Linked DNA regions of Homo sapiens: region 1 is linked to region 2. Evidence: read pairs that join two places in POLR2A ChIA-PET (ENCODE). Cell type or tissue: PC-3. All regions are shown on one strand. Each heading gives the region's core, and the rest is flanking DNA. Links, peaks and the distances in the headings are about the cores only.

The links. ChIA-PET counts read pairs that join two places held together with the same protein. Peaks named below come from ENCODE experiments on the same cell type or tissue, not always from the same donor. Only the 100,000 strongest peaks of a DNase experiment are listed, where the experiment ranks them.
Region 1: POLR2A ChIA-PET joins it to region 2 with 10 read pairs; 2 of 35 experiments call an interaction of 5 or more read pairs at or near these places.

What each region holds. Positions count from the first base shown.
Region 1 is chr22:42,516,081-42,531,291 of GRCh38, forward strand. RRP7A (ribosomal RNA processing 7 homolog A) reads right to left here and starts at 3,716. Exons shown (of 7, transcript NM_015703.5): 1 at 3,634-3,716; 2 at 1,925-2,067; 3 at 1-56. The coding sequence starts at 3,706. LOC124900479 (a long non-coding RNA gene) reads left to right here and starts at 2,336. Exons shown (of 3, transcript XR_007068117.1): 1 at 2,336-3,273; 2 at 13,644-13,729. RefSeq lists silencers at 3,468-3,597, 3,608-3,777, 3,798-3,857 and enhancers at 4,038-4,097, 4,623-4,917, 11,765-12,512. In PC-3, for the core only: no CTCF peak of the experiment used is centred there; no DNase peak of the experiment used is centred there; H3K4me3 peaks cover 1,770 bases.
Region 2 is chr22:40,613,307-40,629,834 of GRCh38, forward strand. The region is part of intron 1 of MRTFA (myocardin related transcription factor A); the gene reads right to left. Among named protein-coding and RNA genes, the nearest start is that of MRTFA, 15 kb to the right of the region's middle. RefSeq lists a silencer at 8,519-8,813. In PC-3, for the core only: no CTCF peak of the experiment used is centred there; a DNase peak (open chromatin) is centred at 7,355.

The DNA.
Region 1 (15,211 bases), core at 38-8,037, 1.9 Mb after region 2:
TGCAACTCTACAGACTGGACGAGGCCACAGGTGGACAGGAGGCGGGACAGGCTCTCCTGCCGCAGGGAGAGGGAAGCCAAGTGTGAGCATCCGCAGGGCCATCCCAAAGCCTCCCTGCACCATGGGTGGCGCTGCCAGGGGTCCAGCGCCGCTGAAGGACTCAGCCACAGCCACATCTGCCCAAGCCGGGAGACTGTGGGCACCATGGCCTCCGACCTGTTCCCCAGGGACAATATGGAGGTTGATATTCCTGCTCTTTTTTTTTTTTGAGTTGGAGTATTGCTCTGTAGCCCAGGCTGGAGTCCTGCAACCTCCACCTTCGGGTTGCAAGTGATTCTCATGCCTCAGTCTCCCGAGCAGCTGGGATTACAAGCGCCCACCACCACCACACGTGGCTAATTTTTGTATTTTGAGAAGAGACAGGGTTCTGCCACGTTGGCCAGGCTGGTCTTGAACTCCTGACCTCAGGTGATCCGCCCGCCTCGGCCTCCCAAAATGCTGGGATTACAGGCGTGAGCCACTGTGCCCGGCATATTCCTGCTCTCTCACTGGAGACAGGTGGGGACATTCTTGCTGTTATTCTGATTTCCTATGACAAGTTTTACTACCTGAATCAGCAGTAGTGACCCTATGCTATGACAGTTGGGATGGTGGTTGTCTGTGGTGGAGGCAGCGGGGGTTCTGGGATGTGCTGCTGTGTCTCCACCTGGGCGCTGACTACACAGCTATGTTCTGTCTCTGGGATGCAGCGAGCTGGACACTTGCCACTGGGGCCCTTCCAGGCACACATGCTGCACTTCAAAAAAGGTCAGAACTCACACCCCCTCTTCTACATGCTTCTTTTTTTCTCTAAGTTTAGAGGAATCTTTTACAAATTAGGGTTTCTTTTTTGAAAACAAATCCAGCAATTCCCTTGGCCAGGGGCGGTGGCTCACGCATGTAATCCCAGCACGTTGGGAGGCTGAAGGGGGCGGATTACTTCAGGTCAGCAGTTCGAGACCAGCCTGGCCAACATGGTGAAACCTTGTCTATACTAACAATACAAAAATGAGCCGGGCATGGTGGTGGGCGCCTGTAATTCCAGCTGCTTGGGAGGCTGCGGCAGGAGAATCACTTGAACCCGGGAAGCGGAGGTTGCAGTGAGTTGTGAACGCTGTGCTCCAGCCTGAGCAACAGAGGGAGACTCTGTCTCAAAATAAATAAATAAATTAAATAAATAAATAAATAAATAAATCCAGCAATTCCCTTAGCTTAGTTTTTGTAAAAAAAAAAAAAAAAAAAAAAAATTAACAGTTGTGTTTGGATAGAATTAGAGGCACTTTTTATTTTCTTATACTTTCCTACTTTTAAATTATGGACATGTACAATCTGGAAGAAAACACGTAATTCAGACAACTTTGGGTAATATGTAAAAATGCCTTGGGCTACTTAGGATTGTACTTTTTTCTCTTTTTTTTGAGTCAGAGTCTCACTCTGTTGCCCAGGCTGGAGTGCAGTGGCGCGATCTTGGCTCACTGCAACCTACACCTCCCGGGTTCAAGGGATTCTCATGCCTCAGCTTCCCTAGTAGCCAGGACTACCCACACATGCCATCATGCCTGGCTCATTTTTTATTTTTTAGTAGAGACGGGATTTCACCATGTTGGCTAGGCTGGTCTGGAACTCCTCCCTTCAGGTGATCCGCCCGCCTCAGCCTCCCAAAGTGCTGGGATTACAGGCATGAGCCACCGTGCCTGGCAGGATTATACTTTTAAAGACATCTTTAAAAAGCCAGTTTCCTGACTGGAGATCACGGTAGCCCTCCTGACACTCTCCTCTGGGGCTCCCATTAGCTGTGTCCGTCTCACCACCAAGGACTTGGTGGAGGCCATGGGAGCCCCCACCTTGAGCCCACAGGTCTCCTCCCAGACAGACACTAGCTCACCTCTGTGCAGTATGGGGGCACATTGAGGACAAAAAGAGTCCTCTTCTGAGGCCAGGTGGACTTGGTGCCTTGTCGAACGCCGTGTGCTCTCACATAGAGGTAGTGAGAAGCCTGTTGCTTTTCAGAGAACTTGATTGGAATAGCTGGAAAGGAAATGGGAGGGGAGGGATGGCCAGGCTACCCTGAGCTGAGGCCAGCGAGACACTCACACAACTTCCTTTCTCCACATCCCTGTCTAGTCCTATCTGTTCATCGATCCATCCATCCCTTCACCAACCCCCCTTACCCTACTCTTTGGCAAAGCCTGTGCGGGCTCTAAGAGTCTGCCCAGGAGGGCCTCCCAAGGCGGTGCAGGGAGAGAGAAGATAAATGGGCAATGATTACAGATGGGGGCGCAATGAGAGGGAAGCTCGAACCCTGCGGCTCTTGGAGTCAACGCCAAAATCCTAACCATGGCTGGAAGCCCCGTGAGACCCTGCCTGTCACTGTGACCTCTTCTCGTACCATCTTCCCCCAGCACCTTGGATTCTCTGTTCCCCCGGGTACACCAGGGCCTCACACATGCTGGCCTCTCTACCTGGCGTGTCACCCTCTTCCCTCCCGCTCACCTCAGGTTTAGCTCAAACCTCGCTTCCTCAGGAGAGCCTTAGCATCACCTCCGCCCCTCCTGCCAGCTCAGATCCCACTGCCTGTGCCTTCACAGCTTCTCTTAACAGTCTGGAGGCTATATTGATGAGATTCTTTGGTTAATCGCTGGCACACCCATGACTGTAATCCTCATAAAGCTAGGAACTGCTTCTATTTTTCTCACACCTCCGTCACAGTACCGGTTGGCGTAGAGCTGCGGTCCCTGAACTCAGGAAGCTCAGTTGCAATAACGGAGAAGACAATTAACAAGCATACAGCAAACTTGTATCAATTGTGAAAGAAACATTACAGGGTGATGGGGTGGCAGAGGTCTTCTTTCCATAGGCCATCACGGATGGCCTCTTTGAGGAAGCAACATTAAAGCTCAGGCCAGAACGCCACTGTGCAACAAACCGGCACAGCACGTGCAAAAACCCAGAGGGGGGAAAAAGCATGTTCCCTCAGAGGAACAGAAAGAGCTTTAGGTCGGCACCAGCCAGACCACGTGGCCCACACAGGTTAAGAAGTCTGGTTTTTGTTTTAGAAGCTACCTGATAAAGCCACTGGAGGGAATGCAGTAGGTGTGGCGCCTATCGTGGGCGCGGCAGACATGATCGAATCTAAATGTCCTTAAAAGAACATTCTGGCACGTGGGTGGAGAACAGAAGCAGGGGCAAGAGGAGAAGGAGGGCAACCGAGTAGGAGGGCCTATAACAGCCCAGGTAAGAGCTGATGGGGGATGGACTAGGAGCAGAGGCGATGAGAAGGGGATGGGCTCACCTGGACGAGCGGGTGTGGACGGAAATGGGTTTGTCCTGGGTGAGAGTGTGGACAGAGGCGGGCTCACCCAAGGGAAGCGTGGACCAAGTTGGGCTCGCCCCGGGAGAGTGAGCAGGCAGAAGGGCGCCGCCTGGGTCCTCGGGACCCCGGAGCCTCAAGACCTGCGGAGCCTGGGGCCACGGGCCACCGGGGCTCACACCCAACCGTGCGGCCGCTCCTGGGGACCCCCGGCCGTCGCCAACCCCCAAACACCTCCCGGCGATGCCTGACCGCCCCCGGTCTCGCGTCCCGGAGCCCCTCACCTGCGTAGCCCAGTGGGCTGGGGATACGGTCCTCCGGGTCCCGCGCGGCGCACTTCCTCCTGCGCGCCACCATCTTGCCACCCGGGAGCGCGGGGGCCGCCGGGAGTTGCGGTTCGGCGCCGGCGCGAGCGCGTTTTCGTGGCGCCTGCCCCGCCCCCTCACTCCAAGCCCGCCTCCCCGGCCCCGCCCGCCATGGCCCAACCTTCATCCGCTCAGAGATAAATCAGCGCGCGAAAGTGGGAGCGAATGTCAGAGTTGACCCCGGCCAGTCACGAGTGCGAACTCAGCTTTCCACTCATGCATTCACACGTTGAATAGGCAGTGTGAGAGAAATCCAGGATGGCTGCTAGGTTTTCAGTCTGAGCAACTAAGAGGATGGTGTTGCCATTGACTGAGATGGGAAGACTGCAGGAGAGGGGCCTGCTTGGGGGTGAAAATGGAGTAGATCAGTTCTCTGTGAGCCGTGGTGAGATGCCCATTAGGCCACTCAGGGGACATGTCAGGTGGGCACTTAGATATGAGACTGAACAGACTGAACATCAGAGATGTCAGGCCTGGAGCAATACACACGGGACTGGCCATGGATAGGTTATTGACAGTTACGAGAGGAGCCGGGTGCGGTGATTCATGCCTGTAATCCCAGCAATTTGGGAGGCCGAGGGGGGCGGATCACTTGAGGTCAGGAGTTCCAGACCAGCCTGGCCAACATGGTGAAACCCCGTGTCTACTAGGTACAAAAAGTAGCCGGGCGTGGTAGTGCATGCCTGTAATTCCAGCTACTCGGGAGGCTGAGGCAGGAGAATCGCTTGAACCCAGGAGGCGGAGATTGCAGTTAGCCAAGATCGCCCCACTGCAATCCAGCCTGGGCAACAGAGCGAGACTCTGTCTCAAAAAAAAAAGAAAGAGAAAAAAAAAGAAAGTTATGAGAGGGTGTGATCGCCAAGGGAGCAAGTGTAGATAGGGGAGAAATGAAGTCCAAGGACTCCACTTTTCTGGACTCCAAAGGGCCTCTCAGACTGTGTACCCGCCAGCCCTTGATGTATCTACTATTTCTCTTTTCCCAGTGTACAGTTGCTTCTTGGAAATGCTGTCGGCCCCTTTGGGGAAAGATTAGGAGCCTACTACTGCAAATATTTGTGGTCTGGAGGGGACCCAGCCTCCCTTTCAGTCAGTGACCTCTGGTTCTGAGGCCTAGCTTAGGCCTGGAAACTGGATGAGGGGTTGGGATTTTCCATCAGCAGCTGCCATTACTGTCCTGTTCGCTCGTTTTTTGTTTTTGATCTTTCTTTGCTTAGCGCAGTCAAGCAGTGTTGGGGCTTCCGTGGCCCCTGGGAATACCGTGGTCTACTAGCATTCACCAGAGACTCCTGTGCGCCCAGGATCCCTGGCAGCCACTCTGGCCTTGCTCCTGTTCTGACAGTCACATCAACCGAACCTCTGCTCTCTGGAATCCTATCTCCTGCTGACCTTTCCGAGCCCGGCTCCAGTCCTATTTGCCCTCTTCTACCCTGGCCTCAGAGGACGGCCATGCCGATTGCCCATTGATGCCTAGACCCCCCACTAGTCAAAGCAGTCTCTGGTGAACCCTCCAGAAATACGGTCATCTGGCTTCTCAGATGTTGCATAATAAATCTGTGCCTGCACATCCCCCTCCCCGAGGCCTTTGGCTCCTTCTCAGTGCCCTGCCACCATCGTTCTGTTATCTCCCTCTCATGTATTGCTTCCACGCTTCAAGGAGCCATCTCGATGGATATCAGGACTGGCCACACAACATCACTTTTTTTTTTTTTTTTTTGAGATGGAGTCTCGCTGTGTCGCCAGGCTGGAGTGCAGTGGCGCGATCTCCGCTCACTGCAACCTCCGCCTCCTGGGTTCAAGCAATTCTCCTGCATCAGCCTCCTGAGTAGCTGGGATTACAGGTGTGCACCACCATGACCAGCTAAATTTCTTATTTTTGATAGACACAGAGCTTCGCCATATTGGCCAGGATAGTCTCGATCTCTTGGCCTTGTGATCCGCCCACCTCGGCTTCCCAAAGTGCTGGGATTACAGGCATAAGCCTTTTTTTTTTTTTTTTTTTTTTTTTTTTGAGACGGAGTCTCACTCTGCTGACACCCAGGCTGGAGTGCAGTGCTGCCATCTCAGCTTACTGCAACCTCCACCTCCCGGGTTCAAGCAATTCTCCTGCCTCAGCCTCCCAAGTAGCTGGGATTACAGGCATGTGCCACCACACCCAGCTACTTTTTTGTATTTTTAGTAGAGACAGGGTTTACCATGTTGGCCAGGCTGGTCTTGATCTCCTGACCTCAGATGATCTGCCCACCTCGGCCTCCCAAAGTGCTGAGATTACAGGTGTGAGCCACTGCACCCAGCCTAGAATTCAAGACTCTTGAGCCCATCTATCCAGACGTTCCCTGCCCTAGGTGACAGTGTCCGCTCCTTCACTTCTGTGCTCCTTGACTGGAGCACAGCACTTAGCACAGCCGTTCATCTGCCCTGATTCAAACTCCACAGTTCTCATCAGGTTCTAGGCCTTTATCAGCACAATGTGACCTGTCTTTAAACACGTCTCTGGAAGCCCCTCCTGATTTTCACCTTGGGCTATAAGTTGATAAATGGCTGTCCTGAGGCCTGTTGTTTTCTTCCTTCAGCCCACTGATGCCACTCGATCAATTAACTCCACTTTCTTTATAATTACCACTGCCCATGTATTTCATGGGTCAGGAATTTGGGCAATGCTCTGCTAGGAGATTTTGTTTCTCCCTGTGGCACTGACTGAGGGCATTTGATGGTATTCAGCTGGCATATGGGCTGCACTAAAGGTTCCAAGTCACTTCACTCACATCGCAGCATCTCAGCAGATGAGTCCGGCATCTCAGCAGGGATGGCTGGTGATAGAGTTTGAGTATTTGTCTCCGCCCAAATCGCATGTTAAATTGTAATCCCCAGTGCTAGAGGTGGGGCCTGGTGGGAAGTGTTTGGATCATGGGGGCCTCATGGCTTGGCGCCGTCTTTGCGTCTTTGCGATCGCGAGTTCTCGCGAGATCTGTTTGTTTAAAAATGGGTGGCTGCTTCACCCCCCACTTTGTTGGTCAGGCTTTCACCATGTGAAGTGACCCCTCACACTTCGCCTTCCACCATGAGTCAAAGCTCCCTGAGGCCTCCCCAGAAGCAGATGCAGCCATGCTTCCCGTACAGCCTGCAGAACCAATTCAACGTCTTGGCTTTATAAATTCCCCAGTCTCAGGTATTTCTTCATAGCAGTGCAAGAATGGCCGAATATGGCTGGGCTCAAGTGGGACTTGTCAACTAGAGCACCCACCCATGGATTTCCTAGCATGTGGTCTCAGTAGTCAACTTTTTTTTTTTTTCCTGCTTGCTGGGAGGAGGAGGAGGGAGAAGCGACGGGCTTCATTAGGAACGGTGAGTTTGCGACTCTGCCGCTAAGTGGCAGCTCCAGCTCACCCCCCCAGCTCCCTCCCACAGGCCACGGCTGGGCATGGAGAACTGGTGACTTCAGAGGCCCGGAGAGAAAAGACGGGGGAGAGCGAGGGGCCGCCGTGCCTGAGGTCTGGGGGTGACAGCAGAGGATGGCCAAGGAGTGCAGGGCCAGGTTGCCCTGCCCTGTCTAAGAGAGTCTTACCGAATATAGAGGTTGAATTGTGCTCCCCAAGAGACATGTTGAAGTATGTTTTTTTTGAGATGAAGTCTCACACTGTCTCCCGGGCTGGTGTGCAGTGGGCGATCTTGGCTTGCTGCAGCCTCCACCTCCCGGGTTCAAGTGATTCTCCTGCCTCAGCCTCCCGAGTAGCTGGGACTACAGGCGTGCGCCACCACGCCTGGCTAATTTTTGTATTTTTTTTTTTTTTTTTGAGATGGAGTCTTGCTCTGTTGCCCAGGCTGAAGTGCAGTGGCGCGATCTCGGCTCACTGAGAGCTCCGCCTCCCGGGTTCACGCAATTCTCCTGCCTCAGCCTCCTGAGTAGCTGGGACTACAGGCGCCCACCACCACGCCTGGCTAATTTTTTGTATTTTTAGTAGAGACGGGGTTTCACCATGTTAGCCAGGATGATCTCGATCTCCTGACCTCGTGATCCACCTGCCTTGGCCTCCCAAAGTGCTGGAATTACAGGCGTGAGCCACCGCGCCCGGCCTAATTTTTGTATTTTTAGTAGAGACGGGGGTTTCACGTGTTAGCCAGGATGGTCTCGATCTCCTGACCTCGTGATCTGCCCGCCTCAGCCTCCCAAAGTGCTAGGATTACAGGCGTGAGCCACCGCGCCCAGCCATGTTCAAGTATTAACCTCTCCCTTCCCCCACCACTCTTCCATTCCTGTGAATGTGACCTGAATATGGAAACAGGGTCTTTGCAAATGTAATCAGGTCCTTTCAACTCAAGATAAAATCATCTTGGATTTAGGGTGGGCTCTTTGTCCAATGGCTGGTGTCCTTATAAGATGCCTAGGAGACACACACAGGAAAGAGGGCCATAGGAAGATGGAGGCAGAGATGGCAGTGGTGAGGCTATAAGCCAAGGGATGCCTGTGGCCACTGGACGCCGGAGGAAGTGAGGGAGGATTCTTCCCTAGAACCTTCAGAGGGAGCACAGCCCTGCCGACACCTTGGTGTTGGACTTCTCACCTCCAGAAATCAATTTCTGTTGTCTTAAGCCACCCAGTTTATATTATTTTGTTACAGCAGCCTGGGAAAAGGAATACACTGAATAAGAACCCAAGTGAGCTTATTAGAAAGAATATTGAGGCCTGGCGCAGTGGCTCACACTTGTAATCTCAGCACTTTGGGAGGCTGAGGTGGGTGGATCGTTTCAGTCCAGGAGTTTGAGACCAGACTGGGCAACATGATGAAACCCCGTCTCTACCAAAAATACAAAAATTGGCTGAGTGTGGTGATGCACACCTGTAATCCCAGCTACTTGGGAGGCTGAGGCAAGAGAATCCCTTGAACCCGGGAGGTGGAGGTGGCAGTGGGCCGAGATTAAGCCATTGCACTCCAGCCTGGGTGACAGAACAAGACTCTGTCTCAAAAAAGGAAAGAATGTTAAACCTCCTCAAGAGGAGGTAAGCGATTTTAAACACTCTGAAGCCACGCAGGGGTAACCCTTTTACAAGCCAAGAGGAGGAGAAGGAAAAATTGAAGTCACTTTTTTTTTTTTTTGAGATGGAGTCTCACTCTGTCACCCAGGCTGGAGTGCAATGGTGTGATCTCGGCTCACTGCAAGCTCCGCCTCCCGGGTTCACACCATTCTCCTGCCTCAGCCTCCTGAGTAGCTGGGACTACAGGCACCCGCCACCACGCCCGGCTACTTTTTGTATTTTTAGTAGAGACAGGGTTTCACCATGTTGGCCATGATGGTCTCGATCTCTTGACCTTGTGATCCGCCCGCCTCGGCCTCCCAAAGTGCTGGTATTACAGGCATAAGCCACTGTGCCCAGCCTCAATTTTTCTTTTTTAATGGTTAAAAAATACTTTCAAATGTCCACACAGTAAAATTCACTTCTTTTGGTATATAGTTCAAATGCATAGAGTCCTATCACCATGACCACAGTCAAGATAGGGAACATCCCGTCACTCCCAGAACTCCCGTGCTGCCGCTGGCAACCACTGCTCTGTTCTCCCGTTGCTTTTCCAGCGAGTCCTGAAAGTGGAATCGTGCGAGTCCAGGTTCTTTCACTGAGCATCGTGATTTGAGGTTCACCCACATTGTTGTATGGTTCCTTTTCATTGCTGAGAAATGTTCCACTGTCTGGATGGAGTGTGGTCTATTTATCTATTCACCAAGTAAAGGATGTGGGCGATTTCCAGGTTTCGACGATTATGAATAAGCTGCTGTAACATTCACGCACAGGTGTTTGTATGAATGGAAGTTTTCACTTCTCTTGGGTGAATACCTGGGAGTGGGGTTTCTGGGTCCCGATCGGGTTTCTAGTGGTCTGTAAGTCAGACTTGCTAAGAGTTTTCGTTGGGGAGACGCACACAGGTAAGGTCAGCTCTCAGGGTCCTTTCTGCAATGCGGGGATGTCGAGGTCACCTGACAGAGGGGCAAATGCCAGCTGGTCGCCCAACCTGCTCTTGTCCGTTCCTTTTCCCTCAGAAGCTAATAGAGGAAAGTAAACCTGTTGTTTCACTCTCATTTCCTTTTATTTTCATTAATATTAGGAAATGCCAAGATTAGTGAAAGAATGAAAAGATGAGTCAAGGCCAGGCATGGTGGCTCACACCCGTAATCCCAGCATTTTGGGAGGCCGAGGCGGGCAGATCACGAGGTCGAGAGATCGAGACCATCCTGGCCAACATGGTGAAACCCTGTCTCTACTAAAAATATAAAAAGTAGCTAGGCGTGGTGGCGCGCACCTATAATCCTAGCTACTCAAGAGTCTGGGGCAGGAGAATCTCTTGAACTCAGGAGGCGGAGGTTACAGTGGCCTGAGATCACGCCACCATACTCCAGCCTGGGCAACAGAGCGAGACTCTGTCTCACACAGACACACACACACACACACACACACACACAAAAGATGAATCAAAACAGCCTAGAAAAGGCTTCAGTGATCCTCAGACTGGATGATCGAATCCCGAATAATGGGGAATCAACAGTAATGGCCTAGTAACACTTTTAAAAAGTCTTCTTTCTTTTTTTAAGAGATGGGGTCTCACTGTGTTGCCCAGGCTAGTCTCAAACTTCCAGGCTCAACCAATCCTCCTACCTTGGCTTCCTAAAGTGCTAATATTACAGGTTTGAGCCACTCAGCCCAGCCCCAAATCCTTATTATATCCTATTTGTTTGCTTTGCATGGAAGTTTATACTTACTTCCATCCCACCCTTAACATAACTGCAGAGGGAATTTCTTTTTTTTTTTTTTGAGACAAGATTTTGTTCTGTCAGCCAGGCTGGGGTGCAGTGGTGCGATCTTGGCTCACTGCAAGATCCGCCTCCCAGGTTCATGCCATTCTCCTGCCTCAGCCTCCTGAGTAGCTGGGACTACAGGCCCCCACCATCACCCCCGGCTAATTTATTTTTGTATTTTTAGTAGCGACGGGTTTTCACCATGTTAGCCAAGATGGTCTCGATCTCCTGACCTCGTGATCCACCCGCCTCAGCCTCCCAAAGTGCTGGGATTACAGGCGTGAGCCACCGCGCCCGGCCCAGCAGAGGGAATTTCTAAAGGCAAAGACTCTGCTCCTGAATTAGGAGAAGGCGTGGCAGCTTCACCTCTTACTGCCTGGGGTCAGGCAGTTCTCTGCAGAGCCATTCTCAAGGAGGTGTCTTAGCTTGACTTGCCCCAAAATAGATGAGGAGCCCCATCTGCCCCATCTAATTACCCTGAGCCCTACTTCTGCCTAAATGCAGCCCTGGCTGAGCTCAGGCTGAGAAGTCCCAGGATCTACAGTCAGCAAGCAAAAGAAAACCAGGAGAGCCGACAGTGTCATTGCAGTCCAAGTCCAAGTTCAAAGGCAGGAGAAGACCAGTATCCCAGCTCAGCTCACAGTCAGGCAGATGGAGTGAATTCTATCTTACTTTTTCTTTTTCTTTTCTTTTCTTTTTTTTTGAGAAGGAGTCTTGCTCTTTCACCCAGGAATATGCTTTAGGCAATGCATAGTATTTCACTGGAGCTTGAATCTTCCTGAGTGCTTTAACTGGTATTTGTCTGTAGTGACTTACCAAAAGCAAGCTTGTAGATGGTCCTAGAATTTAAAACTAAGAAGCCAATCTCCAGGCCATCTGCTGAGGGTGATTAGGATACTGAGGAGGTCCGAGGAGCTAAGTGATGGCACCCAGAGTATACCGCTGGAGTGCAGTGGTGCAATATGGGCTCACTGCAACCTCCGCCTCCCGGGTTCAAGCAATTCTCCCTGCCTCAGCCTCCTGAGTAGCTGGAATTACAGATGCCTGCCACCATGCCCGGCTAATTTTTGTATTTTTAGTAGAGACGTGGTTTCACCATGTTGGCCAGGCTGGTCTTGAACTCCTGACCTCAGGTGATCCACCCGCCTTGGCCTCCCAAAGTGCTGGGATTACAGGAGTGAGCCACCACACCGGGCCTTTTTTTTTTTTTTTTAAGAGACAGACTTTTGCCCTGTAGTCCAGGCTAGAGTGCAGTGGTGTGAACGTGGCTCACTGTAGCCTCGATATCCCAGGCTCAAATGATCCTCTTGCCTCAGCCTCCTGAGTAGCTGGGACTACAAGTGTGCCACGTCTCAATTTTTTTTTTTTTTATGTTTTTGTAGAGATGAGGTCTCGCCACGTTGCCCAGGCTGGTCTGCAACTCCTGGGTTCAAGCGATCCTCCTGCCTCAGCCTCCTGCGTGGTCGGGACTACTGGCATGCGTCACCACACTCTGTCTTTTGTTCCCATCAGGCTTTCAATGGATTGGACAAGGCGCATCCACACTGGGGAGGGCCATCTGTTTTACTCAGTCTACTGATGCAAATGCTTATCTCTTCTGGAAACACCTTCACAGACAGACCCAGAATCATGTTGAACCAAATACTGGGCACCTCATGGCTCCAACAGGTTGACACAAAAAATGAACCATTGCAGAAAACGAAGAACAGTCACCAACTCCCACCCATGCAGCTGGCTCATTTGCTGGGCTGCCCTCCCCAGCAGGTGGCACAGGAATCCCTGCCTTGGCAGGGAGGAGGCCTGGGGTGTGTGCAGGTGCCCATGGGAAGTTTCTTTGCCATGAGGAAAGCCAGAGTGACCCCTTGCTGATCCTGCAAGGGAAGAAGCAGGAGTTTCCTGACACTAACCCCAGAGGCAGAGCCCACATCCACATTCGGCTCAGCAGGCACTGTGCCTGAGGGGCACTGTGGGCCCACAAAAACGTCTTAATTTCTATTAAAACCAGAAAAAAACATGTAACTGATTTATAAGCAGCCCAGCCTGGTTATTTTCATCTTTTTAGCCATGCAGGCATAATATACAATTTTTACTTTTTTTTTTTTTTTTTTTTAGTGGACGAAGGCCCCATGACAGTCATAATGTCCAGGGCTCCCTCCAGCCAGCCGTGTCTGCACGGCTGGGCACCACTTCCTCCGGCCTGGCTGCTGGCACTGTTTCTGGGGCATGCTGCAGGACTCCAGGCCAGGGTGGGGAGGAGGGTAGCACCAGCCAGGGACCGGCTCCCGTCAGCTGAAACTCTGTATCTGGTCTGGTCTGCTCCAAGGGTAGACACAAATTTTGCAGCATTGTTCTCATCTGTGCCCCGCTGCCACCTTCTTGAGTGGGGGCTGCTTTTCCTCCTAGTCCTGGTGCTTTCAGGCCTGGAGATGGGGGTCTGTGTCATCCATGCGAAGGAGTTTCTCTGACCTTCTCTTGCCCTCCTGTCTGTGGCCCCTCATTCTGCCCTGAGGCTGGCCATAGAAACTAGAATCTCTCTTCCTCAGGGTGAGTCATAGAAACCAGAACCCCTTTCCCCCAAACCAGCCATACAACCTAAAATATGACTCTAACTTCCCCTCTGCCCTATCTGTGCAAAAACTGGCCATAAAGAAATTCTCTGGCCTACTTTGTTTGACTGTAGACCATAAGACCCCCATTCCAGGCCAGGCGCCGTGGCTCACGCCTGTAATCCCAACACTTTGGGAGGCTTAGGTGGGTAGACCTGAGGTCAGGAGTTCAAGACCAGCCAGGCCAACATGATGAAACCCCATCTCTACTAAAACCACAAAAATTAGCCAGGCGTGGTGGCATGCACCTGTAATCCCAGCTACTCAGGAGGCTGAGGCAGGAGAATCGCTTGAACCCGGGAGGCGGAGGTTGCAATGAGCCGAGATCACGCCACTGCACTCCAGTCTGGGCCACAGAGCAAGACTGTCTCAAAAAATAATAAGACCCGCATTCCAGAGACTGTCCTCCCCACACTCAGAAGGAAGGAACTCAGCTCAGAGAGGCCAGGAGGAATCTAGCCAGACAGGCCCTGCTGGGTTCCCCACTCCATCTGCTAGCATTAGATCAGATCATTTTTGTCCAATCCTATGTCTCCACAGCTGCCCATACTGTGTTGAACCTCAGCATGAAAATGGACAATTTCCCCTGTATCTTTGGGTCTTCATTCCGAAGTCTCCTGTGACAGGTAAAACTATAATCAAATAAATGCGCATCCCTTTCTCCTATTCATCTGCCTTTTGAGAGTTGATTTTCCGTGAACCTTCAGAGGGCGAAGGGGAAGTTTTCCCTTCACCCCTACATGGTAAACCTGAGTAAGTGTTCCCCTGAGTTCTGAGCCTCTCTAGCAAGTGAATTGAACCCAAAGAGAGGGCTGTGGGAACCCCAATTTACGGCTGGTTGGTCAGAAGCAAACACAAAATAGGCTAGGCACGGTGGCTCACTCCTGTAATCCCAGCACTTTGGGAGGCTGAGGTGGATGGATCCCTTGAGGTCAGGAGTTCAAGACCAGCCTGGCCAACATGGTGAAACACCATCTCTACTAAAAATACAAAAATTGGTGGGGCATGGTGGTGCATGTCTGTAGTCCCAGCTACTGGAGAGGCTGAGGCAGAAGATTCGCTTGAACCTGGGAGGTGGAGGCTGCAGTGAGCCAAGATCACACCATTGCACTCCAGCCTGGGCAACACAGTGAGACCCTGGAAGAAGAAAGAAGAAGAAGAAGAGGAAGGAGGAGGAGGAGGAGGAGGAGGAGAAGGAGAAGGAGAAGGAGGAGAAGGAGAAGAAGGAGAAGGAGAGACTCAAAATAACCTGGGCTTGGGATCAGTTTTGGGAGTGTGGCTCAGGTCTTGTGGGACGAAGTCCTCAACCTGCGGGACCTGAGGACATCTCCAGGTAGACAGTGTTGGGACTGAGTGGAAGCAGAGGACACCCGACTGGTGTCTACTACAGAATTGACTCTGCAGGAAGTCCGTGCAGGAGTCTCCCCCGCCTGCAGAGACTGCACTTGGATGGTGCCCGTGCCCCTGGTGGAAGAAGGAGGAGGAATGAGGAGGAAAGGAGACCCTTGGGTGACCATGGCCAAGGGTGTGAGGGGCAGGTGTGTCCCCCAGCTCACTCTGGAGACTTTTTCCTGGGCTTTCTACCACAGCTAAAGTAAAATGACCATGAACTGGGTGGCTTAAAACAACAGACTTTATTCTCTCACAGTTCCAGAGGCCAGAAGTCTAAAATGAAGGTGTCACATCAAGAAAGGGATCCTTCCTCACCTCTTCTAGCTTCTGGTGGTTCTTGGCTGTTATGAATCGAGTATATGTGTCCCCCCAAAATTCATCTGTTGAAACCCTAACCCCCAGTTAGGTATGGTATTAGGAGGTGAGATCTTTGGGAGGTAACTAGGGTTAGATGAGGTCATGGGGATAGGGCCCCCTGATGCCATGATGGGATGAGTGCCCTTATAAGAAGAGATGGGGGACGCCAGGTGCGGTGGCTCATGTCTGTAATCCCAGCACTTTGAGAGGCTGAGGTGTGAGTGGAGGACTGTCCAGGTGCTGAGGCAAGAGACTGAAAGCACAAACTGTTTCAGTATGATAAAAAAAAAACAGAATAAGAATAATTATGATACAAATTAGATACAGAGATGATCATGGACGTTATCAATCATCAGTAT
Region 2 (16,528 bases), core at 3,941-11,940:
TGGTTTTTTGTTGACTGTATGTTTTCATTTCTCTTGGGTAACAAACACCTAAGAGTAGTATTGCTAAATTGAATAAGTATATATCTAACCTTGTAAGAAACTGACAAACTTTCCAAAGTGGCTGTACCATGTCACACTCCTACAAGCAACAGGCCTGAACTACTGCTCTACATTCTCACCAATTCTTGGAACTGTCCATCTTTTTAAACTTTAGCCATTCTAATGGGAATAAAATGCTGTCTCACTGTGGTTTTAATTTGTATTTCTGTCCAGGTATGGTGGCTCGTGCCTGTAATCCCAACACTTTGGGATACTAAGACAGAAGGATTGCTTGGGCCTAGGAATTCAAGACCACCCTGGGAAATACAGAGAGACCCTGTCTCTAGAAAAAAAAAAATTTTTCCAGCCTGGCTGACATGGTGAAACCCCATCTCTACCAAAAAATACCCAAAAAATAGCCAGGCGTAGTGGCGCACACCTATGGTCCCAGCTACTCTGGAGGCTGAAGTGGGAGAACTGCTTGAACACACGAGGCAAAGGTTGCAGTGAGCCGGGATCGTGTGCACTCCAGCCTGAGTGATGGAGACCCTGTTTCAAAAAATAAAAAAATAAGCCGGGCGTGGTGGCTCATGCCTGTAATCCCAGCACTTTGGGAGGCCGAGGCGGGCGGATCACCTGAGGTTGGGAGTTTGAGACCAGCCTGACCAACATGGAGAAACCCTGTCTCTACTAAAAATACAAAAAAATTAGCCGGGCATGGTGGCGCATGCCTGTAATCCCAGCTACTCGGGAGGCTGAGGCAGGAGAATCACTAGAATCTAGGCGGCAGAGGTTGCAGTAAGCCGGGATCACACCATTGTACTCCAGCCTGGGCAACAAGAGCAGAACTCTGTCTCAAAAAAATAAATAAATAAATAAATAAATAAAAAATAAAAAAAAATAAAAAAATTTTATGTTAGCCAGGCATGGTAGCACCCACCTGTAGTCCCAGCTACTTGGGAGGCTAAGGTGAGAGGATCACTTGAGCCACAGAGGTCAAGGTTGCAGTTAACTATGATCACGCCAAAGCACTCTAGCCTGGGTGACAAAGTGAGACCCTGTCTCCAAAAAAAAAAAAAAATATTATATTTCCCTTGCAATTATGTTGAGTATCTTTTTACATGTTTTGGACATTCATAAATATTTTTTCTTTTTCTTTTGAGACGGAGTTTCGCTCTCGTTACCAGACTGGAGTGCAATGGCGCGATCTCGGCTCACTGCAACCTACGCATCCTGGGTTCAAGGGATTCTCCTGCCTCAGCCTCCCAAGTAGCTAGGATTACTGGCATAAGCCACCACACCCAAATGATTCTGTATTTTTAGTAGAGACGAGGTTTCTCCATGTTGGTCAGGCTGGTCTCAAACTCTCGACCTCAGGTGATCTGCCTGCCTCGGCCTCCCAAAGTGCTGGGATTACAGGCATGAGCTGCAGCGCCTGGCCCATAAATATTTTCTTCTAAGAAATGTCCATTCAAGTCTTCTACTTATTTTTTAATTGGGCCATTTGTCATATTATTAAATTTTTAAAGTTTTTTAAAACATATTCTGGATATATATAGCATGTGTAAATATTTCCTCCCAAGTCTGTGGCTTACCTTTTTAGTTTCTTATGGTGTCTTCTAAAGAACAGAAGGCTTTAATTTTAATAAAGTGCAATTTATCAATTTTTACTTTTATGGTGAGTGCTCCTTACACGTGCTAGAAAAAAAAAAATCTGCCTATGTCAAGGTCTCAAAGATTTAGTCCCATGATTTCTCCTATAAGTTTTATGCTTTTAGTTTGTATGTTTAGGTCTACAAACCATTTCAAATTAATTTTTATGTATCATATGAGACTGGGATTGAGGTTCATTTCTTTACATACAAATATCCACTTGTTCCAGCAATAGCTGTTAAAAAGACTATACTTTCCCCTTCTGAATTATGTTTGCGCTATTGCTGAAAATCAATTGACTATATATGTATGTATCTATTTCTGGACTCTTTATGGTGTTCCAATGACTGGTAAATACTGCATTGTCTTGATTACTCTTGCTTTATAACAAGTTTTGAAATCAAGTAATTTTGTTTGTTCTTCCTCTTGTAAATTGTTTTGGCTATTATAGGTCCCTTGTATTTCCATGTGAATTTTAGATTCAGAAAGTCAATTTCTCCCCAAAAAGTCCTGCTGAGATTTTGGGGAAGACACAATCTTTAGATTATTTGGGGAAGACTGGACAGCTTAACAATATTGGGTCTTTCAAATCATGCAGATGGTATATCTCCACTTATTTAGGTCTTCTTTAACTTCTCTTGGCAATGTTTTATAATTTTCAGTGTAAAAGGTCCTATATTTTCTTTTCTTTTTTTTTTTTTTCTCTTTTGAGACAGGGTTCTGTCACCCAGGCTGGAGTACAATGGCATAATCTCAGCTCACTGCAACCTCTGTCTCCTCAGTTCAAGTGATTCTCCTGCCTCAGCCTCCCGAGTAGCTGGAATTACAGATGGCCACCACCATGCCCAGCTAATTGTTGTATTTTTAGTAGAGATGGGGTTTCGCCACGTGGGCCAGGCTGGTCTTGAACTCCTAACCTCAAGTGATCTGCCCGCCTCGGCCTCCCAAAGTGCTGGGATTACAGGCGTGAGCCACTGCACCCGGCCAATATTTTCATTTAATTATTTCATTAAGTTTATTATTTCATTATTTTTATCAGATTTATCCCTAAGTATACACATTTTTAAAATTTAAATTGTTCATCAACATTTTAAAATAAAGAAAATTCACAATTTAAAAATTCCAGACTTCTGGCTTCTTTTTGAAAAGAAATCAGAAGATCAGCAATTCAAAGTCTACACTCCTTCATGCCAACAATATACTAGAACTAACAAGTGGATACCTTAGAGCATGTACTCTTCAATTTGCCACAGTTCCTACCACTCTTTATTAAAACCCATGATATACCCAATACCATTCATTTAAGGCACCTGCTTGGAGCCTACAGAGAGCAAAAGGCTTGAGGGAAGAGGAAAGAGCATGGTATGATTAGATATGCATTTTAAAACTCTGGCTTCAGTGTGGAGAATTGACTGAAGGGAGTTAGAGAGAATGACGGACGGAAGAAAACCAATTAAGCATTTATTTAATTGGTTTAACTGGAAATAGGGTGGCTTAGACTAGCTAGAGTAGTTTTAGTGGCAGAGATAAGAAGGTGACAAATGAGGTAATATTTATGGAGTGATTATCAACAGAAATGGATAATGGAATGGACGTGAGGAGGAAAAGGGAGATGCCAAAGATTCCCCTTCAGGTTTCTGACTTATGTTAACAAGGTAGACACAAGTGCCATTTACAGAAATGGGGAACGTTGGAGCCAGAGCAACTTTAGCAGTAGGAAATGAGGATTAAGAGTTCACTTTGGAATGTAAATTTGAGATGTCTGTGAGCCATCCCAATGGAGATAGAAAGTGACTAACATTCAAAAAAGATGGAGTAGCTGAGCACAGTGGCTCACGTCTGTAATCCCAGCACTTTTGGAAGGCTGAAGCAGGCGGATCACTTAAACCCAGCAGTTCGAGCCCAGCCTGGGCAACATGGTGAAACAAAAAATATTCTACAAAAAAATACAAAAATTATCTGGGCATGGTGGTGCACACCTGTAACCCCAGCTACTTGGGAGGCCAAGGTGGGAGGATTGCTTGAGCTCCAGGGGCATAGGTTGCAGTGACCTGAGCTGGCATCACTGCACTCCAGCTTGGATAACAGAGTGAGCCTCTACCCCAGAAAAGAAAAGCAAGACGAAAGAAAGAGAGAGACGAGAGAAGGAAGGAAGGAAGGAAGGAGGGAAGGAGGGAAGGAGGGAAGGAGGGAGGGAGGGAGGGAGGGAGGGAGGGAGGGAGGGCGGGCAGGGAGGCAGACAGGCAAAATGATGAAGATACACATTTGGGAATCATTGTCATGTAAATGTTATTTAAAGCTATGGGACTGGATGAGGTCTCCTACAGAGAGAGAAAACAAAAGGATTTAAGGCTGAGTCTTGAGAAAATCTCACAAACGGAGGCCAAATTGAAAAGGAGCTAGCAAAAGAGACAAAAAATGGCAGGTGTGGTAGAAAGAATGGCCTAGCCAGGCGCGGTGGCTCACGCCTGTAATGCCAGCACTTTGGGAGGCCGAGGCCGGTGGATCACAAGGTCAGGAGATCGAGACCATCCTGGCTAACACGGTGAAACCCCGTTTCTACTAAAAAATACAAAAAATTAGCCAGGCGTGGTGGCGGGCGCCTGTAGTCCCAGCTACTCGGGAGGCTGAGGCAGGAGAATGGCATGAACCCGGGAGGCGGAGCTTGCAGTGAGCCGAGATCTCACCACTGCACTCCAGCCTGGGCGACAGAGCAAGACTCTGTCTCAAAAAAAAAAAAGAAAAAAAAAGAAAGAAAGAATGGCCTAGCCATTAGGAGAATAATGTCCTACAAAAAATCAACTATGTCAAATGCCACTTGAGAGGTAAAATAAGAATTCAATTCATTCATTCATTCATTTATTCAAAAAGTACTTATTAACACCTACTACATGCCAAGTACTGTTGGTGTTGAGGATACAGAAATTGACAAAGTCCCTGCCCTTGTACAGACGATCATCTAGTGGGAAGAGACGGACAACAAACAGATGAATGTCAAGTGGTAATAAGTCTTCTGGAGAAAAGTGAAGCAGGATAAGGGGAGTAGGGAATGCCAGGGATTGAGGAGTAAGGTTGTTTTTTGTTTTTTTTTTTTGAGACGGAGTCTCGCTCTGTTGCCCAGGCTGGAGCACACTGGCACAATCTCGGCTCACTGCAAGCTCCACCTCCTGGGTTCACGCCATTCTCCTGCCTCAGCCTCCCGAGTAGCTGGGACTACAGGTGCCCGCCACCACGCCTGGCTAATTTTTTGTATTTTTTTTTTTTTTTTTTTTTAGTAGAGATGGGGTTTCACCGTGTTAGCCAGGGTGGTCTCAATCTCCTGACCTCGTGACCCACTCGCCTCGGCCTCCCAAAGTGCTGGGATTACAGGCATGAGCCACCAGGCCTGGCCACTTTTTTATATATGGTAACCTCTCTGATAAGGAGACATCTGAGCAAACATCTGAAAAAAGTGAGGAAGTAAACCATGCGAAGGGAGAGAGTATTTCGGGTAGAGGGAACAGCAAGCACAAAGACCTGGCAGATGCAGGAAAAGCAGGGAAACCAATGGGGTTGCCACAGAGTAAGCAAAGGGAGGAGTGGCAGATCTTGAAACAGACTTTAGCTACTATTAATAACTGGAGAACAGATAATAAGAAATCAAGGGCAGAAGCAGAGAATGCACTTCAAAAGAAGATATTGCAGGCCGGGCATGGTGGCTCACGCCTTTAATTCCAGCACTTTGGGAAGCCAAGGCAGGCAGATCACTTGAGGTCAGGAATTCAAGACCAGCCTGGCTAACACAGCGAAACCAGTCTCTACTAAAAATACAAAAATTAGCTGGGTGTGGTGGCTCACGCCTGTAATCCCAGCTATTTAGGTGGCTGGGGTGGGAGAATCTCGAACTCAGGAGGCAGAGGTTTCAGTGAGCCAAGACTGCGCCACTGCACTCCAGCCTGGGTGACACAGCAAGACTCCTTCTCAAAAATAAAAATAAAAATAATAATAATTAAAAATATATATATATATATCAATAATCCAGGCAAGAAATAATAATGATGGTGTGATGGTCAGTTTTATGTGTCAGCTTGACTAAGCTACAGTCCCCAATTATTCAACCAAACATTAATCTGAAGTGTTGCTGTGAAAGTATTTTGTAGATGTAACTAACATTCATAATCACTTGGCTTTAAATAAAGGAGGCTGTCCTAGATAATCTGGATGGGCCTGATTCAATCCACTGAAAGGCTTTAAGGGCTGAGTGTGGTGGCTCACAGGAAGTGAAAACTAAAGTAGAGAAAATCTGTGTTGTTGTATAGAGTACATATACTTTTATAAACAGAATGTTGGTAAAAATATGAATGTTAAAGGTACTCTTGACAAGCACTCAGAAGGAAATGAGGAACACGTTATTGGAAACTAACAGAAAGACGATCCTCGTTTTACAGTAGCAGAAAGGTTAGCTAAATTGTGTCCAACAGTTGTATGGAAAGCAGAATTTTTAAGCAAGGAATTTGGAAATTTAGATTCCCAAGCAACATACTGAAGGTACAGCCTGGTTTCTTCTTGTTATTTGCAGTAAAACATAAGAGGAAAAATTAATAGGAGAAATGTTAAACAAAAAGAAATTGGCCGGGTGCGGTGGCTCACACCTGTAACCCCAGCACTTTGGGAGGCCGAGACGGGCGGATCACGAGGTCAGGAGATCGAGACCATCCTGGCTAACACAGTGAAACCCCGTCTCTACTAAAAGTACAAAAAAATTAGCTGGGCGTGGTGGCAGGAGCCTGTAGTCCCAGCTATTCAGGAGGCTGAGGCAGAAGAATGGTGCAAACCTGGGAGGTGGAGCTTGCAGTGAGCCGAGATCACACCACTGCACTCCAGCCTGGGCAACAGAGCGAAACTCCGTCTCAAAAAAAAAAAAAAAAAAAAGAAATCAGTACTTGATGATTTGGGAAATTCTCAGCTTACCTGGATCACAAAAGATTTATTTATTTTTGGAGACAGAGTCTCACTGTCTCCCAGGCTGGAGTGCAGTGGCGTGATCTTGGCTCAATGCAGCCTCCGTCTCCCAGGTTCAAGCAATTCTCCCACCTCAGCCTCCTGAGTAGCTGGGACTACAGACGCATACCACCACACCCAGCTAATTTTTTTTTTTTTTTTTTGAGACAGAGTTTTGCTCTTGTTGTCCATGCTGGAGTGCAATGGTGCGATCTCAGCTCACCACAACCTCCACCTCCTAGGTTCAAGTGATTCTCCTACTCAGCCTCCCGAGTAGCTGGGATTACAGGCATGCATTACCACGCCTGGCTAATTTTGTATTTTTAGTAGAGATGGGGTTTCTCTATGTTGGTCAGGCTGGTCTCGAACTCCCGACCTCAGGTGATACACCCGTCTCAACCTCCCAAAGTGCTGGGATTACAGGCGTGAGCCACAACATGCAGTCTTTTTTTTTTTTTTTTTTTTTTGTATTTTTAGTAGAGACAGGGTTTCACCATATTGGCCAGGGTGGTTTTGAACTCCTGACCTCAGGTGATCCACCTGGCTTGGCTTCCCAAAGTGCTGGGATTACAGGTATGAGCCACTGCACCCAGCCAACAAAATATGTTAAAATTAGGAAATTCACTGTTAAGAAAAGCATGCTGTGGAGAGAAAGTCAAGCATGTTGCAGGACAACCTCTTAGTCATGCTGAAGGGATCAGGAGTGTGACTCATGAATTCCTTCAGCCAACCATAAGCAGAAGGTAGGAATGGAGATGGGATTATCCAGAAAAGCTCTATAGAGAACCCTCTTGTCTAATGACAAGAACCCCCAAAATATACATAGGAGACCCACAAGGTTTCTAACAATGTTATATCAGCAGAAACACTGTCAACTTGGACTGAAAGGACAAATAAAGAATGAAATAAAGGAAGGCTGTTGGCTGGATGTGGTAGCTCACGTCTGTAATCCCAGCACTTTGAGAGGCCAAAGCAGGAGGATAGCTTGAGCCCAGGAGTTCAAGACCAGCCTGGGCAACAAAATGAGACCATCCCTACAAAAAATACAAAAAATGAGCCAAGTCTGGTGGTGCATGCCTGTAGCCCCAGCTACTCAGGAGGCTGAGGCAGGAGAATTGCTTGAGCCCCAGGAGATGGAGGCTGCATTGAGCCATGATTGTGTCACTGCACTCCAGCCTGGGTGACAGAGCGAGACTCTGTCTTTAAAAAAAAAAAAAAAAGAAGAAGAAGACTGAAAGATGTTGGACTACCAAAATTCTACATGCAGCAATCAGGCTAATAAAAATACTCTTTACTCTTTCAGCCGTAAAAAGAAAGAAAATTCTGATACATGCTACAACATGGATGACTCTTGAGGACATTATACTAAGTGACATAAGCTAGTCACAAAAGACAAATATTGTATGGTTCCACTTGTATGAAGTACTTAAGAGTAATCAAAACCATAGAGACAGAAAAGGGAATGGTGGTTCACAGGGGCTGGGGAGAGGAGAACAGGGAGTCATTGTTTAATGGGTATAGAGCTTCAGTTTTGCAAGATAAAAAGAGTTCTGGAGATGAACGGCGGTGATGGTTTCACAATATGAATGTACTTAACACCACTGGACAGTACACTTAAAAATGGTTACGATGGTAAATTTTAACACAATTTTTAAACACCGTGGGCAAAAACTCTACTCAGTTGCAAATATATGCTTCTCTTCAAGAAAAAGGAAGGATAACTATGAAAGCAGAAGCTAGAGCCAGAGACTCAGAGGGCAGAGTCTCGAGTAAAAGAAAATTACTCACAGGCTTTGAAACATAATAAAAATTTTCCCTGCTGGATTTTGAAATTACTTAGTACCAGTAACCCATTTATTCCTTGCATTTTCTCCCTTCTGAAACCGGAATTATCTATAACTGTTACACTATACATGTCTGACCAGTGTATTTTGGGAACAGATAACAGATGATTTAGATAATGAGACTTTAAACTTCAGAGTTGGTGACAGAAGAGATCTCGGGCTTGAGTTGATGTTGCAATGGGTTGAGACTTTTGGGGATGTTGGAATGAGATGGGTGTATTTTGCCTGTGGAACAGACGAGCAGAGAAGAGACTATGATAGGCTGAAAAATGGCCCAAAAGATATCCATAGCCTAATACCGGGAATCTGTGAATGTTACCTTTTACAGCAAAAAGGGCTAGGAGTCTTTGCAGGCATGATTAAATTAAGAATTTTGGGGCCGGGCGCGGTGGCTCACGCCTGTAATCCCAGCACTTTGGGAGGCTGAGGCAGGTAGATCACGAGGTCAGGAGTTCAAGACCAGCCCGGCCAAGATGGTGAAACCCCGCCTCTACTAAAAAGTATAAAAATTAGCCAGGTATGATGGTGGCCTCCTGTAATCCCAGCTACTCGGGAGGCTGAGGCAGGAGAATCACTTAAACCTGGGAGGCAGAGGTTGCAGTGAGCCGAGATGGTGCCACTACACTCCAGCCTGGGTGACAGAGCGAGACTCCCATCTCAAAAAAAAAAAGAATTATCCAGGTGGGCTCTAAGTCCAATCATATGTCCTTACAAGAGAAGAGGGAGGCAGAGATATGACAAAAACAGTGCAGGAGAAAGAGATGTGCAGAGAGATTTAAAGATGCTGACCTTGAAGATTGAAGTGACGCTGCCACAAGCCAAGGAAAGCCAGTAGCCACCAGAAGGTGGAAGAGGTAAAGACCAGACTCTCCCCTAAAGCCTCTGGAAGGAATACAGCCCTTCTGACATCCTGAATTTGGCTCAGTAAGACTGATTCAAATGTATGACCTCCAGAACTATAAGAGAATGAATATCTGTTGTTGTAAGGCACCAAGTATGTAGTAATTTCTTACAGCAGTCACAGGAAACTAAACTAATAGAGATGGCTTGGAAGAGGGTGATTATGGTGGAGATGATTAAGAAGTGATCAGATTATGGATATATCTTGAAGACAGAGCTAACAGTATTTGCTGATGAACTGGATTCTATAAAGTGAGAAAGAGAAGATGACTCCAAGATTCTTTCCTGAGTAACTAGAAGAGTTATCATTTTACTAAACTAAGGGAAACTCAACATGTTCAGCAACATGTAAGCCAGCTGTGATCACAATGAAAACTGTTTTGGTAGAATTGGGGACTGGATACCAGATTAGAGAGAGTTAGAAAGTCCAGAGTACTATGTTCTTATAATTTACTTTGAATACCATTCTGTTCTCTTTCATTGTTATTCCTCTATTCATTGCCCTCCCCTTTACCCAGCTCCAATCTTTAATAGACCAAAGTTATGTAACACGGTGATTGATTCTCAAAGCAGGCCAAAATGTTCAGGATACTGTCTTTTTTTTTTATTATTATTATACTTAAGTTTTAGGGTACATGTGCACATTGTGCAGGTTAGTTACATATGTATACATGTGCCATGCTGGTGCACTGCACCCACTAACTCGTCATCTAGCATTAGGTATATCTCCCAATGCTATCCCTCCCCCCTCCCCCAACCCCGATACTGTCCTTTAAGCCAAGGGAGGACAGAATCAGGAAAGGGGTGTTCATTCATTTGACAAATATTTATTGAGCATCTACTATACTTCACGCCTGGCACTATTCTGGATGCTGAGAATAGGGCAGAGAAAAGACAGATATGCTCCCTGGCATCACAAAGCTTATAAGAAAAACATTTTAAAATTACATATTTAATTGTAACTGTGGTTAGTGCTACAAAGGATAATTTTTGAGTACTATGAAAATTAACATGTATTAAATACCTATTTTGGGTTAAATGCTTTACATTCAGGTAACTGAATTTACCTCTCACAACTATCTTATAAGTACATACAGCTTCAAAAAGATTCACCAAGCATGGTGGTTCACGTCTGTAATCCCACCACTTTTGAGAGGATGAGGCGAGAGGATCTCTTGAACCACAATGGGCAACACAAAGAGACTCCATCTCTACAAAAAACCTTAAAATTATTAGCTAGGTGTGGTGGCACATGCCTCCGGTACCAGCTACTCAGGAGGCTGAAGCAGGAAGATCACCTGAGCCCAGGACATAAAGGCTGTAGTGAGCCATGTTCAAACCACTGAACTCCAGCCTGAGAAATGGAGGAAGATCCTGTGTCAAAATAAAATTATTTCAATTTAAAAATTTAAAAAGATTGTCCAGGCACAGTGGCTAACACCTGTAATCCCAGCACTTTGGGAGGCCGAGGTGGGTAGATTACTTGAGGTCAGGAATTCAAGATAAGCCTGGCCAACACAGTGAAACTCCGTCTCTACTAAAAATTTTTAAAAATTAGCCGTGCATGGTGGGGCACGCCTGTAATCCCGGCTTCTCAGGAGGCTGAGGCAGGAGAATCACCTGAACCCAGGAGGCAGAGGTTGCAGGGAGCCGAGATCGCGCCACTGCACTCCAGCCTGGGCAACAGAGCGAGACTCCAACTCAAAAAAAAAAAAAAAAAAAGATTAAAAAAGATTAATTCCCTTGTTGTCTAAGATCACTGAGCTAGTGAGCAATAGAGCCAGGATTAAAAACAGGTGCATTCAACCCCATCACTACTATCTCTAAACAGTAGGGAAACCAAATAAGTACCCAGAAGAGGCAGGGTGGATCATGAAGGTAAAGTTTTGAGAATCCCTGCTCTAGAAAGCGTTTTCTAAGCTTTCTAAGCTCACCTCATGAAAGTGAATTTTGGAAGGCATTCAAAAAATCCCTTGACACTCTCCAAATAGAATAAAAGGTTACACTATAATTAACTCAGCGTTATTTGGGAAGCCAACAGGCTATTAGACATGTTGAAAATAAAATGTCATGATTAGCTTGTCCAAATTGTATAAGTCATGCCTGGTTTCCATATATATTGATCCTGCCAGATACACTTTAAGAATCAGCTTTCAGGTAAAGGTCAAAACATTAACTTTTTAAAAAGGGTCATTCATGCTACAGAGTGTCTGATCTAGGAAAATGATTAATCCACTGACTCAGGGTATATAAAGACTCATGACAGATATCACACAAATGAACCATAACATCCTATGAACTTCTACTGGGTAAAAGAAATCTTTAAATTTATCTCAAATGACTAGCATATGATACATTATGTTCTTGGTTCCCTGTTCCCATTCCAGGACTCCTAACCCCCCAAAAAAACATCTGAACGGAAAGGAAGTATCAACAAGATAATGTTAAATAGTTCAATGAATCTATAAAATAGAATAAAAGGCTCAGTGGCTCATGCCTGTAATCCCAACATTTTAAGAGGCCAAGATGGGAGGATCACTTGAGCCCAGGAGATCAAGATCAGCCTAGGCAACAGAGTGAGACACCTGTCCCTAAAAAAAAAATAAAAATAGGAGGGGTGTGTTGGCTCAAACCTGTAATCCCAACACTTTGGGAAGCCAAGGCAGGTAGACTGCTTGAGGCCAGAAGTTCACAACCAGCCCAGGCAACATAGCAAGGCCCTCTCTCTAAATAAATAAATAAATAAATAAATAAATAAATAAATAAATAAATAAGGCCTGGCAGGGTGGCTCACGCCTGTAATCCATAACTTTGGGAGGCTGAGGCAGGCAGATCACTTGAGGTCAGGAGTTTGAGACCAGCCTGGCCAATATGGTGAAACCCTATCTCTACTAAAAACACAAAAATTAGTCGGGCATGGTGGCAGGCGCTTGTAATTCCCAGCTACTTGGGAGTCTGAGGCACAAGAATCGCTTGAACCCCGGAGGCAGAGATTGCAGTGAGCCAAGATTGTGCCACTACACTCCAGCCTGGGCAACAGAGCAAGAAGACTCCGTCTCATAAATGAAAATAAATAAATAACACAGAATAAGTAAATAAAATAGAATAAAAACCCACAACCTCTTTCCCTTCAATGCCACAACCTTAGAGCATGAACCTGGAGTGCAAATTTAAAGAGTGAAAGGCTCTTGCATAGAAGCTTTAGTTCAAGTGATTTCTTCTCATAAAGATGATCACATAAACAATGGACAAAAAAGAAAATAACCCTTACTTTTTTTTTTGAAAGTGTCTCACTCTGTCCCCCAGGGTGGAGTGCAGTGGCATGATCTCAACTCACTGCAACCTCCACCTCCCCGGTTCAAGCAATTCTCTTGCCTCAGCCTCCCAAGTAGCTGGAATTACAGACCCCCACCACCACACCCGGCTGATTTTTTTGTATTTTTAGTAGAGATGGGGTTTCGCCATCTTGGCAGACTGGTCTCGAACTGCTGACCTCAGGTGATCCACCCACCTTGGCCTCCCAAAGTGCTGGGATTACAGGCATGGGCTACCATGCCTGTCCTAAGATTTACTCGTTTTTTTTGAGATGAGGTCTGGCTCTGTCACCCAGGCTGGAGTGCAGTGGCGCAACTACAGCTCACTGCAACCTTCACCTCCCAAGCTCAAGCAATTCTCTCCCACGCCTCAAGTTTCCAGAGTAGCTGGGATTATCGGTGCACAGCGCCGCGCCCGGTTATTTTTTGTATTTTTTGTAGAGACGGGGTTTTGCCATGTTATCTAGGCTGGTCTTGAACCTCTAAGCTCAAGCAATCCTCCCAAAGTACTGGAATTACAGGCGTGAGCCACCACGCCCAGCCAACCCTTACTTTTAATTTCTAAATTTCTCTTGCTCTACATTTTAAAGGAAAGACAATATATACACATATATATGGCAAACTCAAAAAGACTACTTTAAATATATCCATCATATAACTAAATACGAAACACAAAGCCAGGGCCAGGCATAGTGGCTCATGCCTGTAGTCCCAACACTTTGAGAGTTCAAGGCGGGAGAACTGCTTGAGGCCAGGGGTTCAAGGTTACAGTGAGCTACGATCGTGCCACTGCGATCCAGCCTGTGTATCAGAATGAGACCCTGTCTCAAACACACACACACACACACACACACACACACACACTAACTAAAGCCAAAGTTTCAACCATGATAACACCACTCTAACACCAAAATTCAACACAGTGCATTCTAAAATATTAGGAAAGGACAACTTTCCAAGTTCCTGTAAATTTTGTGGTAGAGAAAATATGTACAAATTAACCACAATCAAGAGACCCTGGATCACTTACCCCATTTACAATTTAAAAGATACTGAAACACTGACAAAAAAAAAAATTCTAAAAATGTGGATATTACAGTATGCCTTTATTTGGTAATTTTTTTGTTTCTGAGACAGTCTCACTCTGTTGCCCAGGCTGGAGTGCAGTGGCACAAACACAGCTCACTGCAGCCTCGATCTCCCGGGCTCATGCACTACAAGTGCATGTCACCATGCTGAGCTACTTTTTTTACTTCTTGTAGACACACGGTCTTGTCATGTTGCCCAGGCTGGTCTTGAACTCCTGGGCTCAAGTGATCCTCCCACCTTGTCCTCCCAAAGTGCTGGGATTACAGGTGTAAGCCATAATGCCTGGCCCTTATTTGGCAAGTATTAATTGAGCAACTTAAGATGTGAGGTTACTATTATAGTTTTCCACCTCAGGAATGGCAACCAGATACATATAATGAATACCGCACAGAATATTTTCTGAGCTATAACATCTTGATTACTACTACAAAGAGTTCTCACTATAACTGACATTTTCGCTAACTATGCAAAAGACACTGAACACGAAAAGACATTTACTAGAGGCAAAGTTAGGAACTTCATATACATCATGGTAGGAAGCCAGAATTATTTAATTCAAAAACAGATCTGGATTCAAATCCTGGCCAGGCACAGCGGCTCATGCCTGTCATCTCAACAGTTTAGGAGGTCAAAGCGTGAGGGCAAGAGTTCAAGATCAGCCTGGGGAACACTGTGACACCCCGCCTGCACAAAAAAATTTAGCCGGGCATGATGGCACACGCCTATAGTCCTAGTTATGCAGGAGAACTGCTTCAGCAGTTTGAGGTTACAGGAGTTTGAGGACACAGTGAGCTATGACCCTGCCACTACACTCATGTCTGGAAGACAAAGCAAGACTCTGTCTAAAAAAAACAAAAAAGCAAAACAACAACAAAAATCCTGTTATCTAGAAGTTCCTCTAGAAGCTTCTCTTTGCTCATCTGCAAAATGCTGCTACTACCACTTATTTCAGAGTTCATATGAGGATTAATAAGGTAGCACAATGTCTACTATAAAGTAGATGCCCCTATTACTTCCCTCTTTACATTTCTTCATAATCCTTATAACGACCTCATGTTGTAAGGATTATTAACTCTAGTTTACAGATGAAGAAGCTGAATCACAGGAAGGTTAAGGAGTAAGCCTACAGTCACATACCTGGTAACTGTCAGTACCCAGATCTGCTGTGCCCTAAAACTTGACATGGACATGTTACCTCACTGGATATTTTACTCTGTCATATTATGAAGTTCAGAACTTTGTTTGAATTATGCCCATTATGCTTTAAATTTTAATACAAGAACAATTATTTTCAAAAACCAGAATCACCCATAATTTCCACTCATAATTTTAGAGGACAAAGACCTGTAAATAGCCTACCTATCTAGAAATTCAGTAACAGAGGACACACTCCAGATCTCAAAATGAACTAGCCAAATTACTCATTACAAGCTCTCATTTACACAGAGAATGATTTCTAAATGCATATCAATAAGAATGAGTGGGGAGCAAATGAACCAAACATACCACAGAAGTAAAAATGTGGAAGTAAAAAAAAAAAAAGACATTTTCACAACGCTCTTTCTTCCAAGGATTCTACAGATCTTCTATTACTGCTATATGAGCCGGCCTTAAATACTGTGTGAGGAACTGGCCTGGGCTCAGCCCCTGGACTGTTGTGGAACTCAAATCATTTAATTTCACAGTGCCTCCTCCCACTAAACAATGAGAGAACTGGACTTGAGTCATGAACCACAGAACTGAAGGCAACTTGAGCAATTAGTTCCACCCAATGCACCCTGACAGGTCACCCAATTTCTGCTTTAACACCTGCAGTGACACAGAGTGTAATTATCTTCTCTCCTCATACATGTGATATGGATTCAGTATTTTTAAGAATTTTGGCCAGGCACGGTGGCTCACACCTGTAATCCCAACACTTCGGGAGGCCAAGGCAGGAGGATTGCTGTGGCCAGGAATTTGAGACTAGTCTAGGCAATATAGCAAGACTCTCTTCTCTTCTCTACAAAAAAAATTTTTTAAATTAGCCAAGCAGAGGCTGGGCGCGGTGGCTCACATGTGTAATCCCAGCACTTTGGGAGGCCGAGGCGGGCGGATCACTTGAAGTCAGGAGTTTGAGACCAGCCTGTCCAATATGGTGAAACCCCGTCTCTACCAAAAATACAAAAAAATTAGCCGGGCATGGTGGCACATGCCTGTAGTCCCAGCTACCTGGGAGGCTGAGGCAGGAGAATGGCTTGAACCCGGGAGACGGAGGTTGCAGTGAGCCAAGATCGAACCACTGCACTCCAGCCTGGTCAACAGAGCAAGACTCCGTCTCAAAACATAATTAAAAAAAAAAAAATTACCCAAGCAGGCCAGGCACAGTGGCTCACGCTGTAATCCCAATACTTTGGGAGGCCGAGGCGGATGGATCGCCTGAGGTCAGGAGTTCGAGATCAGCCTGGCCAACATAGTGAAACTCCGTCCCTACTAAAAAAAATATATACATATACAAAAAATTAGCTGGGCGTGGTGGTGGGTGCCTATAATCCCAGCTACTCGGGAGGCTAAGGCAGGAGAATTGCTTGAACCCAGGATGCGGAGCTTGCAGTGAGCCGAGATCCCGCCACTGCACTCCAGCCTGGGTGACAGAGCAAGATTCCATCTCAAAAAAAAAAAAAAAAAAAAAAAAATTAGCCAAGCATGGTGGTACATGCTGTTGTCCTA